Regions from separate parts of the Homo sapiens genome. Here region 2 is linked to region 1. The links are chromatin loops, found by intact Hi-C in ENCODE. Cell type or tissue: PC-9. All regions are shown on one strand. Links, peaks and the distances in the headings refer to the core of each region. The heading gives the core; the rest is flanking DNA. Region 1 holds the start of LOC124902792 (a long non-coding RNA gene). Region 2 holds the start of BARX2 (BARX homeobox 2).

Region 1 (5,379 bases), core at 95-5,094:
GTTTTTACCAGGCCTTAACCACCTATATAATAAAACACCCAGTACATTCTGCTTACATTTAGTAATCATATGAAATGAAAAGTAGTTACAGACATTTTTGTGGCATTGTACATAATAAAATGGGTGATATATTGAGTATTTTTCAGAAATCAAACACAGCTCTACCCCACTTCTGCTGAGTCTGAAATGAGATGAACCTATTTCATCATCAATAACATGGAGAAATATTAGGGCTTGAGAAAGATAAAGGGAAACTGTGAATTTAATATATATTAATGTGTAGCAAAATGGTTATTCATACCATGAGAAGTGTGGACATGATTATTCATGGGCAAAAGACTTTCCCACCTGCCAAATTTATAAGACTGTTTTCTCTAAAACAATCCAACTGTTTAGTCAAGACTTAATATTTATGGATTTTGAGCACTCAGTAATCTAAGTCCGTGTTTCTCAAAGTGGGATCCACAGACCACTAAGGAATCTCTAAAATTCTTTCAGGGATCTGCAAGGTCAACTCTATTTTCAAAATAACACTAAGACATTATTTGTCTTTTTCACTGTGTTCGTGTTTATACTGATGAGGCAAAAGCAGTGATGAGTAAAACTGTTGGCGCCTAACACAAATCAAGGCTGTAGCAGCAAACCTGATGATAGTTTGGATACTTGTCCCACTCCAATCTCATGTTGAATTATCTTGCTGGAGGTGGGGACTGGTGGGAAGTGTTTTGATCATGGAGACAGATCTCTCATGGTTTGGTGCTGTCTTCATGATGGTGAGTTTTTGCAAGATCTGGTCATTTAAAAGTGTGGGACACCTCCCCCCACACTCTCTCTCACTTGCTCCTGCTTCTGCCATGAGACATGCCTGCTCCCACTTCATGAGTATAAGCTTCCTGAGGCCTCCCCAGAAGCAGATGCCAGCACTAAGTTTCCCATACGGCCTGCAGAACCAATTAAACCTCTTTTCCTATAAATTACCCAGTCTCCGATATTTCTTTATAGCAATGCAAGAACGGCCTAATACACTTTACTAGTAGTCATCGTGTTCTTCCTTTACATGCACTCATAACTAAAATACAAAAGTATCAGTTTCACTTAAGAATGTTCTTCACGAAACAGTAAAAAAAATTCTATTAAATCTCAGTCCTTGAGTACATACTTTCTAAAAATGTTACACACCGCATGCAAAACACTTTGCTGTGTACTGAAGTACAACAGCTGTCTAGAGGATAAAATGATTGTGTGATTATTTGAATTGCCAGCTAAACTAGACACTTTTTCATGGAATGCTATTATTACTTGAGGGACTGACACGCAAACTGTTTACTTAGATATGGATATTTAGAGACATTTTCACAAAAACAAATAAAATGAGCCTGCCACTTCAATGAAAACAACTGGCAATATTTGTCACCAATGGTAAAATTTGATCTTTCAAGCAAAAATTATAATCTTGGAAAACTTGTTTCCATCACTGAAAACTTGACAGCTCCCCAACCCTTAAAGACTTTCCAGTGCGATCAGTGCTGTTACTAACAAATGTGATTATTTTTCTCTTGTATAATGATATTTGTCAGCATTTGGAGATCTGCATAATTTAGCGGGTCATTATTTTCCAAATGACCAATGCTGATGTTATAAGATCATACATGAGTGAAAGATCCATTCAAATGCAAGATTGGTCAATGGATTTTAATGTAAGTAAGTATGGAGTGCATTGATGTGGTTTCAGAATCCATATTGAAATTCACCTTTAAGAAACTACTTGTCAATTTTTCATGTAGAAAAATATCCACATTTATGTACTAAGCACCTCTCCCCTTTACAACTACATCTCTGTATGAAGCCAGATTTTCTTCATATATTTTAGCTAAAATAACACATCACATTTTATTCAGAAGCAAACATGAGAATTCAACTATCTTCTTTTAAGCCAAACATTAGCAAGAGTTGCAAAAAGGTAAAGCGATACTACTTTTCTCACTAAAATTTCTTTGCTTTGGAAAATAGTTTTCATAAAATATAGTGTTAACATATAATAGGTTTATCGATGTTATTTTTAATTAATTAACAATTTCTTACATTTCTCTCTAATTTTTAATATATAAATGAAAGTATACTTATTTCTCTGCAGCCATGGTCATATAAATCAAGCTATATTGCTCTCCTGCTTAAAAATTCTTCAGCGAATTCCCATTGCAATTAGAATAAAATCTCAATCATTTTCTGCAGCCACCAGGGCACTAACCATGGCCACTGCCCCTCTGCACCGTCCTGTGCTCCCAGCAAACTCCAGGGCAGTCCATGGCTGTCTATGCCCGAGCACACCCACCCAGCCTGCCTTATTTCCGGCCTTTGCATTGCCTGCAATTCCCAGTGTGCAGAATGACTGAAGGCAAGTAATAGGATCTCAGTAAATACTTTTGAATAACTCCTTCCTGTGCTAGCAGAGACTGTGGAAAGGGAGGAAGAATGAAAAATTGAGTGAAAGGCGTTCAGACTGACACTTCGGGCAATGATCAAAAGTCAGTTGGTAACGGTGATGGAAGCGCCTCATAAATTGTTCTGCCTTCAGTAAACAAACATCTTGAAGGGGAACTCGAGGGAAATCTCCTATGACACACGAGCATGCACTCTCCCTTTATCATGCACAAACTCACATGCCCTCCATTCCACAAACGTGCACATACACACATGCACACATGCACGTTCGTAAACAGTGTCCTTTTTAAAATTCTTCCGTCTTCCTTTTTTTGAAACCTGTCATCCCTTCTTCCTGCTCCTTCCAGATTTACGACTTTAAAAAAAATTTTTTTTAATTAAGGATTTTTAAAAATCCCTTAGCTATTCCAGGTGTCAGGTTCATGACCAAATGAACTCTCAGGGTCTCAGGCAATTTTTCACTTCTCTTCTGTCAGCATTCCAGTGAAGCAACCTCGTGTCCACAAAAAGATGTCTTCCCTCCAAGAATAATAATTGGCCTGATTCTATAAAGCATTTTACATACCAATGCAACCTGTCACTGAATACCTTTCAAAGTCAACAAAAGGTGGAAAATTAAGGTAAAAATAACTGAAATACCAACCTGTATTCTCTGTTTCCGCCATCCTTGTATAGGAGAGGCCCCCACAATAAATTGCTGAAGTGTGTGATCATTCATTGATACTGAGGCTGGGATTCAGGAAGTCACCAAAAACTAAAGGCATTTGTCCAAAATAGGTTGCAATTCTTTACCCAAAACCTTTAAAGTAATTTGCTTCTGTTCTGCGTGTAACTGTAGACAAAGAGTCAGGAAGGTCACATAAACGAGAAAATCAGCACAGGGATCAGGCCAGAGACATACCTTGTATGAGTCGGGGGTCTCTACTGAGTTGGAGACCCCTCAGAGACAGCCACCACTTGGGGTCAACTGATTATTCTACGACAGAATGCCAGCTGTGTGTGGCTACACCTATTTTTCAAGAGAAGCTAGATAACCAGATTTGTATGCAAAATTCCCAATTAGTTCATTATTTAAAAGCACTGTGTTTAAAAATATGTCTGCAGGTCACACTCAACCTGACGGTCACCAGTTTGTGACTTTTGTTCTAGACATTTAGAGAACAAAGAAAGAGTACAAAAACCATGGGCAATGGTGGAAGAACAACATTTTTTAAAAAGAAATTATTAAGCTTTCAGCAAAGGTTTGAAATTTCAGGAGTGCAGAGCTGCCCTGGGCTCAGGAGCCATGTGCTGTCCCTGACTTAATTCCAATCTGATCAAGCCCAACTAGGTCTTTTCCAGGCCGCATGGTGAAAAAGAGACATGAATAACTTGAGGCTAGAAAATGAGGCTTATGTGGACTCATAGGAACTTGAATTGGTCAGTCCTAAAGGGCAGGGGAGAAAAAAGCTCAACAATAACTTAATGATGAATTTCCCAAAGCTGGAATATAGAAAGAATAGCCATGGAATGTTGTAGAACATGGAAGGAGACACCTTGATTCCCAAGACTTTGTGGATGGTAAGCAGCAGGAGGGGGCTTGTCCAGACCATTAGAAAGCCGACTTTCCACTGTGGCTCTCACACAGCATTATCTCTGACTCTTCAGGGCAAGGTGGAGGCCAGGCATCTTTTGGCAACAACACATGCACACTGGAGCTGCTCAGAAGGCAGGGAGGCCCCTGGGATGGAATTGAGCCTCAGCAGGCTCGCCGTTCCATCACACGAGGCTGGCTAAGAAGGTTGTCCCAGCCCTATCACCTGTGGCAACTGGAGACTGAATGGCAGCTGAAAATGACTAGGGTTTGGGTGGTGAGTATAGTCTCCACTATTATTTTTTTCCTTCTTGTTTTCTTCCCCAGAGCAGACTTTCCTTACTCAGTGATCTGACAACTTTTCTATCCTTCTTGGATTTTTTTCTAGGAAAAATGAATAAAGAGTGGGGGGTGGAGGGGGGTGACAACTTCAAGAGCAAACACTCGGGAAGGTGAGAGCACCTGCTCCTTGCTTCTGTTAAACAGTCAGCATACTGCCCAAAAGAATTGAAGACAGGTGTTCAACGAGAGTCTGGGCACAAATGTTCACAGTGGCACTATCTTGCCAAATGGTGGCCAAAATCCAAGTGTGCAGCTGGATGAGTAGGTACACAAAATGTAGCAAATCCACACAATGGAATATAATCCAGCTGTTTAAAAAAAAAGTGAGGTATTGACTCATGCTACAACACAGAGGAACCTCAAAAACATCGTGCTGGGTGAAAGAAGCCAGATCCAAAAGGTCACATATTGTGTGATTCCATTTGTATGAAATTTCCAGAAGAGGCAAATCTATAGCATCAGTGAGTATAGTAGACATTGCCAGGGGCTGAGGGAAGAGAGAATGAGGAATGACTGCTAATGGGTACAGGTTTTCCCTTGGTGATGATGAAAATGTTTTGGAACTTGATAGAAGTAATGGTTGCGCAACATTTGAATGTACTAAATGCTACTGAATTGTACATTTTAAAACCAACAATTTCATGTTATGTGAATATTGCCTCAATTTTTTAAAAAGCCAGCATAGTGTTTTGGTGAAATATTGACTGCGTAGTTTTGAATTCTGACCTGCCATATGCCAGCTGTGTGACATTTGGCAAGTTGCTTAACCTCTCTGTGCCTCAGTTTCGCATTTTAAATTTATGATACCGAAACTAGTTTCCTCACACATTGTTATGAGAAGTAAGTGAGTTGATATTTGCAAAGCACTAAGCCAGTACTTGCATATGCTAAGTGCCATATAAATGTTTTCTAAATACATCAATCAGCCCCATAGCCCACTCCAAGCAGGCTGCTCTGACCCTGGGCTATTTTTTCAGATTTAGGTTCTTGGTCTGAAAGAATGGCCTCCGTGGGAGCCAGGA
Region 2 (5,379 bases), core at 128-5,127, 360 kb before region 1:
GGAGGGGAGGGGAGGCCAGTTTGCAAATACTTCGGGAATGAAGTTCCTCAAAGACGCGTTGCGGGCCTTGTCTAATGCTAGGCTGTGACTTGGCCTCTTAACATCTATTTTCTCACGCCTGTAATCCCAGCACTTTGGGAGGCGAAGCGGGTGAATCACGAGGTCAGGAGTTCAAGACCAGCCTGGCCAAGATGGTGAAACCTGGTCTCTACTAAAAAATACAAAAGTTAGCCGGGCGCGGTGACAGGCGCCTGTAATCCCAGCTTCTCGGGAGACTGAGGCAGGAGAATCGCTTGAACCTGGGGGGCAGAGGTTGCAATGAGGCGAGATCACGCCACTGCACTCCAGCCTGGGCGACAGAGTGAGGCTCGGTCTCAAAAAAAAAAGAAAAAATCTATTTTCTCTAACAGCCTAATGATTAGTCCTCTGGGCGTGTCCCTCCCTCCTAGTTTAATCACCGGCCCAGGCGCCCTCATTTACTTGCTTCCGCGGCCACCAGGGCCCCCTGGGCAAGCAGCTCCGCAGAGAGCCCGCCGGCACTCGCGGACGCTTCTAGGCTGGGAGCGGGGAGGAAATGTCACCGGCCCCAAACTCGGCCCTAGGGAAGGCCATCCGCGTCTATACTTCTCAGTGTCCCTGTCGTGCGTTTTCCTTCCAACCCCATGCACACTCATTCCAACATAAAGTCGTGGAAACGGGCGTGCACTGGGCTGTTCCCGCCGAACACCGGGCGCGACTCAGGCTGCCGGAGGCTTCCCGGGCGCGGAGGCTCGGCGGGGTCCCCTTTACGCAGCAATTCCAATGAACAACTAAAGTCCGTACAGATTTTGATTGGAACAGACCCTAAGACTAAGAGCCTGGAAAGAAAAAGGCAAATCACCCAATAAACGCCTGTCTTCGCGACTCTCTAACCCGGTCGTATCGCGAGGGATCCGGATATTGAAAGCCCCTTTGCCGGAAGACTCGGGCGCTGGGAGAAGCCCGCATGGGACAGGCTGCCCCAGTGCCCGCCGGCTCCCTAGAATCGTGCAGCTCTGACCCTTTCCAACGAGGAAAAAATGTTTTTATAAACAATGTTTTAAAAAAAACCGCACACTTTTTTAAAAAGTCAGAATCTCGCTCTTGTCGCCCAGGCTGGAGTGCAGTGACGAGATCCCGGCTCACTGCAGCCGCGAACTCCTGGGCTCAAGATTTCCTCCTGCCTAAACCTCTCCAATAGCTGGGACTACAGGTTTCCTCTTGCCTCAACCTCTCCAGTAGCTGGGACTACAGGCGTGCACCACCATGCCTGTTTTTAATTTTTCTTTTGTAAAGACAGGGTCTCCCTATATTGACCAGGCTGGTCTCGAACCTCTGACCTCAAGCTATCGTCTCACGTCGGCCTCCCAAATGTTGGGATTACAGGCTTGAGCCACCGCGCCCGGCGATAACTCACACTTTTATTAGTTTTTCTTTTCTTATCTTTTTTTTTTTCTCAGTTTTTTATGAGGGTAACGGACGGGGCCAGGGTCATTTATGATTTGGGATCTTGGGGCAGTCAAGTTTGCAACTTCAGCTCAAAAGTCTTACGCTCGGAGCGCGCAGGCTCAGCGCGGGCTGCGAGACTGCGAGTGGAGGGCTTGGGAAGCCGCGGTCTTCGGGAAACCGTCCACGCGGGGAAGGAGAAAGGCACGGTGGGTCCTCGGGGGCACTGGCTCTGTGGCCCGAAGTCCCGGGAGCCTAGTGAGGACTAGACTTCTTTCTAGTAAGAGACCTGAACGTGCCCTCCCGCTGGGCTGCGGACACTGGGAGCCGGGCCGGCGGGTGGCAGGACAGGCAGTAAGGTGCTCATGGGGAACACTGCCCCGGGGAGCTACCGGCCTGGGCCTTGGCCGCGGGCTGGGGCGGTGCGCGCTCCCCGCACCGCGCGCACACTCCTGCACACACACCTGGAGCGCGTCCCGGGGGGGAGGGGGAGGAGAGCCAAAACGAGCGTCTTAAAATAGAGAGCCAGGCAGAGGAGCGCGAGACACCAGAGCGGGAGGCAGCGACTGAGAGCCGCCGGGCACTAGGCGCGCAGGTCGGCGCCGGAGTGGCACGGGCGGGCGGGGGCGGGGTGGGCGCGGACGCCCCTCAGCACACACTCCGCACCCGGCCCTGCAGGAAGCTCGCGCTGATTGACAGCTGCGTTGTCCCAAAAAGGCTCAGCGAAGATGCTGATCTGCGGGTGGGTCTAGACGCGCGGCAGGCGCGCCCGCTACCCGCTCTCCTCCGCGCGCCACCCGAGCCCCGCCGCCTCCCCAGCTGCCGGGAGCGGGGCCCAGGCCCCGCCGTCGCGCCAGCCCCGCGGCCCCAGCGGGCCGGGCACTCGCAGCCGCGCTCGGGCCGGCGGACGCTCGCGCCGGCTCACCATGCACTGCCACGCCGAGCTGAGGCTGAGCTCGCCCGGCCAGCTCAAAGCAGCCAGGCGGCGCTACAAGACTTTCATGATCGACGAGATCCTCTCCAAGGAGACCTGCGATTACTTTGAGAAACTTTCCCTCTACTCCGTGTGCCCGTCGCTGGTCGTGCGACCCAAGCCCCTGCATTCCTGTACGGGTAAGACGCTCCGCTAGGGGATAAGTGGGGTTCGGTAGCTTTCACGTCCGTGTAGGTGGCCTGTGCTTTGCGATCCGAGGGCGAGAGGAAGGGTTAAGTTAAGGGATTCTTTTCCTGCGCCTCAGCAAGCGGTGGGCATTGCAAAGGCATCTGCGACGTGGCCGGGAAGGACCACGCAAGGTGTGGATGGCACGAGTGGAAATAAAGGCGGCAGGGCCTTAGGAGTGGGCTGCTCGCGCAACGCCTGATTGTCCTGCTCGGAGGAGAACGCTTCCTCGTTTCCTGCTGAAAGTTCAAACACTTGAGCAGGTTCAGCGTCTAAATCGTTGTTTCAGGAAGTGGTGGTGTGTGTGAATTTCAAACTTGAGCTTGGCGGCCTTGCATCTCACCTTGAGTTAACTTGTCCAGCCTCCTACTGTCTCCACTGTGAATTTTGCAAGTAAATCAGTATCCTGAGGTTCTCAACAAAATCTCGAATTCACTGAGCTTTGCTTACAATGATCGCCCTCTGAGAAAGTAGTTCTGAAGTACATTGTCTTTGTGGCACAAGCCGAAAAGGTCACCCTCGTTTGTCTTAAGTCAAGCCGAAAAGGTCACCCTCGTTTGTCTTAAGTGACCAAAACCAGCAATGGTAACAATGAAAACATTACTCACACCTGGTTTTCTCTCTTCACGGGAGGTAAGAGCAATAGTAAAGATAAAGAGAACTTAATACATATATTGAAAACGTAGTAGAGTTTCTATCGAAAATAAATCCAAGGTACTTTTAAAATTTTGAATGCATTAAGAGAAGATCCAAGTTTCAAAGTATCTCGGCATTGTTAGGATTTAGGTTATGGAACATGGGTATAATAAAACGAAAAAGAAGTAGGAGCACTTTTTATCAGAAAAAAGTTATTGAGTGTGCTTTCCATTAAAGGTAAGCATAAAGTATTTCCAAACCAAAAGAACCTTTGAGATTGTTAGTTGCATGAGAGGCATGAGATAAATTAAATTACACTTAAAATGAAAAAATGAAGGGCCAACAGTTTTGGAAGATATTTTTTGGAACATTTGAGTTGTTAATGCTCAATGCGTGGAATCCTGTATTTTCTCTTGGTTCCATTGATAGTCCCTATATGACAATCAGTAAACATATGATAAATACATACAGTGAAGTTCTTTTAAAACCAAATTGTTCCTACATGTATTTGGTTGTAAAATGTATACTGTATTCAGTTATGCCTTTTTAAAGTTAATTTGTCTGTAAGGTAGAATTAGGCCTGATGTCCCATAACAAGCCTTGTAATACTGAATTTTTAAAACCAAGAAATATATGAAACAAGGAACAAATAAGAAATTTTAGAAACAAGATAGATCTCCTGAGAACTGATATTTTTACATTTGTGTATAGGTGGTTGTGGACCCTTGGACACATACATACTGAATAGGGGTGATAAGTTGAATATTGTTTTGAGCACAAATCATCCTTTGTTATAATAACTCAATTCCCTTCGAGGAAAAAGAGAGGATCTGTTTCAGTCATTAACATTGCGTATGGGACATTCCCAGGACAAAACAGAACAACTTCTAAGCACCTAGGTAGAGCCTAGTGCCGGCAGAATTTTCAGTGACTTTGTGCTGTGTTGACTTGAAGGCAGCTTTTCCTGGCTTATAGGAGTCACAGAATTGGATCATAGAAGAAAACGTGGCAGAAGAGGAGTAATAAATAGCTGCAGAGAATAGTCATTCAGTCAGAGGTGGCTGAGTAAGTGTCGTGTTTTATTGAACCTTGTGTGGGAAATAAATCAGAGGAAAAAAAAATGATTCATATGTAGTTTTGTGAGTGTTATAAGTGAAATGCACGTATTTCACAGACTTAAGTGTTGCTCAGTCTTGTGCTTTTCGAAGTTCACTGATGGTTCGTGGTAGAGGGTGGCTGTTGGCAATGGTTTTCTGGCTCCGTTATTCCAGTACTTTCTTCTTTCGGATTGTTAGTTGAAAATGTGTCGTTATTTTGCTCTAGTTGAGAATTAAAATATAGAAACTGGGATTTGCTGGTGGAATTAAACCCATAAAAACTGGCTACAATAGTTCATACTTTCAGATCATAAGCCTTCAGTGGGTTTACAGTTACAGTTAAAGCCTTACATGTATTAGATCATGGGAATCCCATTAGTGTCTTCTCAGGGGTTTTGCAAATACCATACTTTCAAAGCATTTTTGTTTTTAACAGTTAAGGTCAGGACAAAAATCTTTGATTAGATGAATGTAATCTTTTTTCTTATTAATTAAAAACAACAACAATAAGTTGCTGGCATCCCAAAGGACACTGTAATTTTCTTCTTTTCTTTTCTTTTTCTTTTTTTTTTTTTTTTTTTTGCTAGATGGAACTAAATGTTGAGCACTGGTGGTGGAAGCAATGCATAAAAAGTTCAAGTGAAAGGCATACATTGGAATTAAAGTTACTGAACTTTCTCAGCCTTTCATTTGCTGATTTAAGATTTAAAGACGTGTAACAGAAGTGAACTGTGTCAGGTAAAATAATGAAAACTAAGAGAAAAAAAAGGCCTCAAAATTAAAAAGTTACCAGCATGTACAATAAGTGCATAAAATTGGGATGGAAAGAAAACTACAGCATTAAAAAAAAAAAAAACACTGCATAATGAAACAGTTCATGCTCTGTGGATTTAGTAACCTAAAGGTCAATTTATGGTACCAAATATCAGGCAGAATAGCATGTATTCAAGCAAACTGAGAAATGGGAATAGTTTTCATCTCAGGCAGATAATCACCTGACAGGAATTTATTGTTCGACATTCT

Evidence for each region. A loop is a pair of places that touch in the nucleus more often than their neighbours do. Peaks named below come from ENCODE experiments on the same cell type or tissue, not always from the same donor. Only the 100,000 strongest peaks of a DNase experiment are listed, where the experiment ranks them.
Region 2: a loop joins it to region 1, with 4 times the contacts of the local background. A loop is called at or near these places in 25 of 110 quality-filtered maps.

What each region holds. Positions count from the first base shown.
Region 1 is chr11:129,735,395-129,740,773 of GRCh38, forward strand. It overlaps LOC124902792 (a long non-coding RNA gene), which reads right to left and starts at 464. Exons shown (of 2, transcript XR_007062951.1): 1 at 1-464. In PC-9, for the core only: no CTCF peak of the experiment used is centred there; DNase peaks (open chromatin) are centred at 2,617 and 3,037; H3K4me3 peaks cover 429 bases; H3K27ac peaks cover 3,338 bases.
Region 2 is chr11:129,373,646-129,379,024 of GRCh38, forward strand. BARX2 (BARX homeobox 2) reads left to right here and starts at 2,203. Exons shown (of 4, transcript NM_003658.5): 1 at 2,203-2,577. The coding sequence starts at 2,391. In PC-9, for the core only: CTCF peaks have their summits at 2,573 and 2,778; DNase peaks (open chromatin) are centred at 1,516, 1,856, 2,506 and 3,026; H3K4me3 peaks cover 5,000 bases; H3K27ac peaks cover 2,538 bases.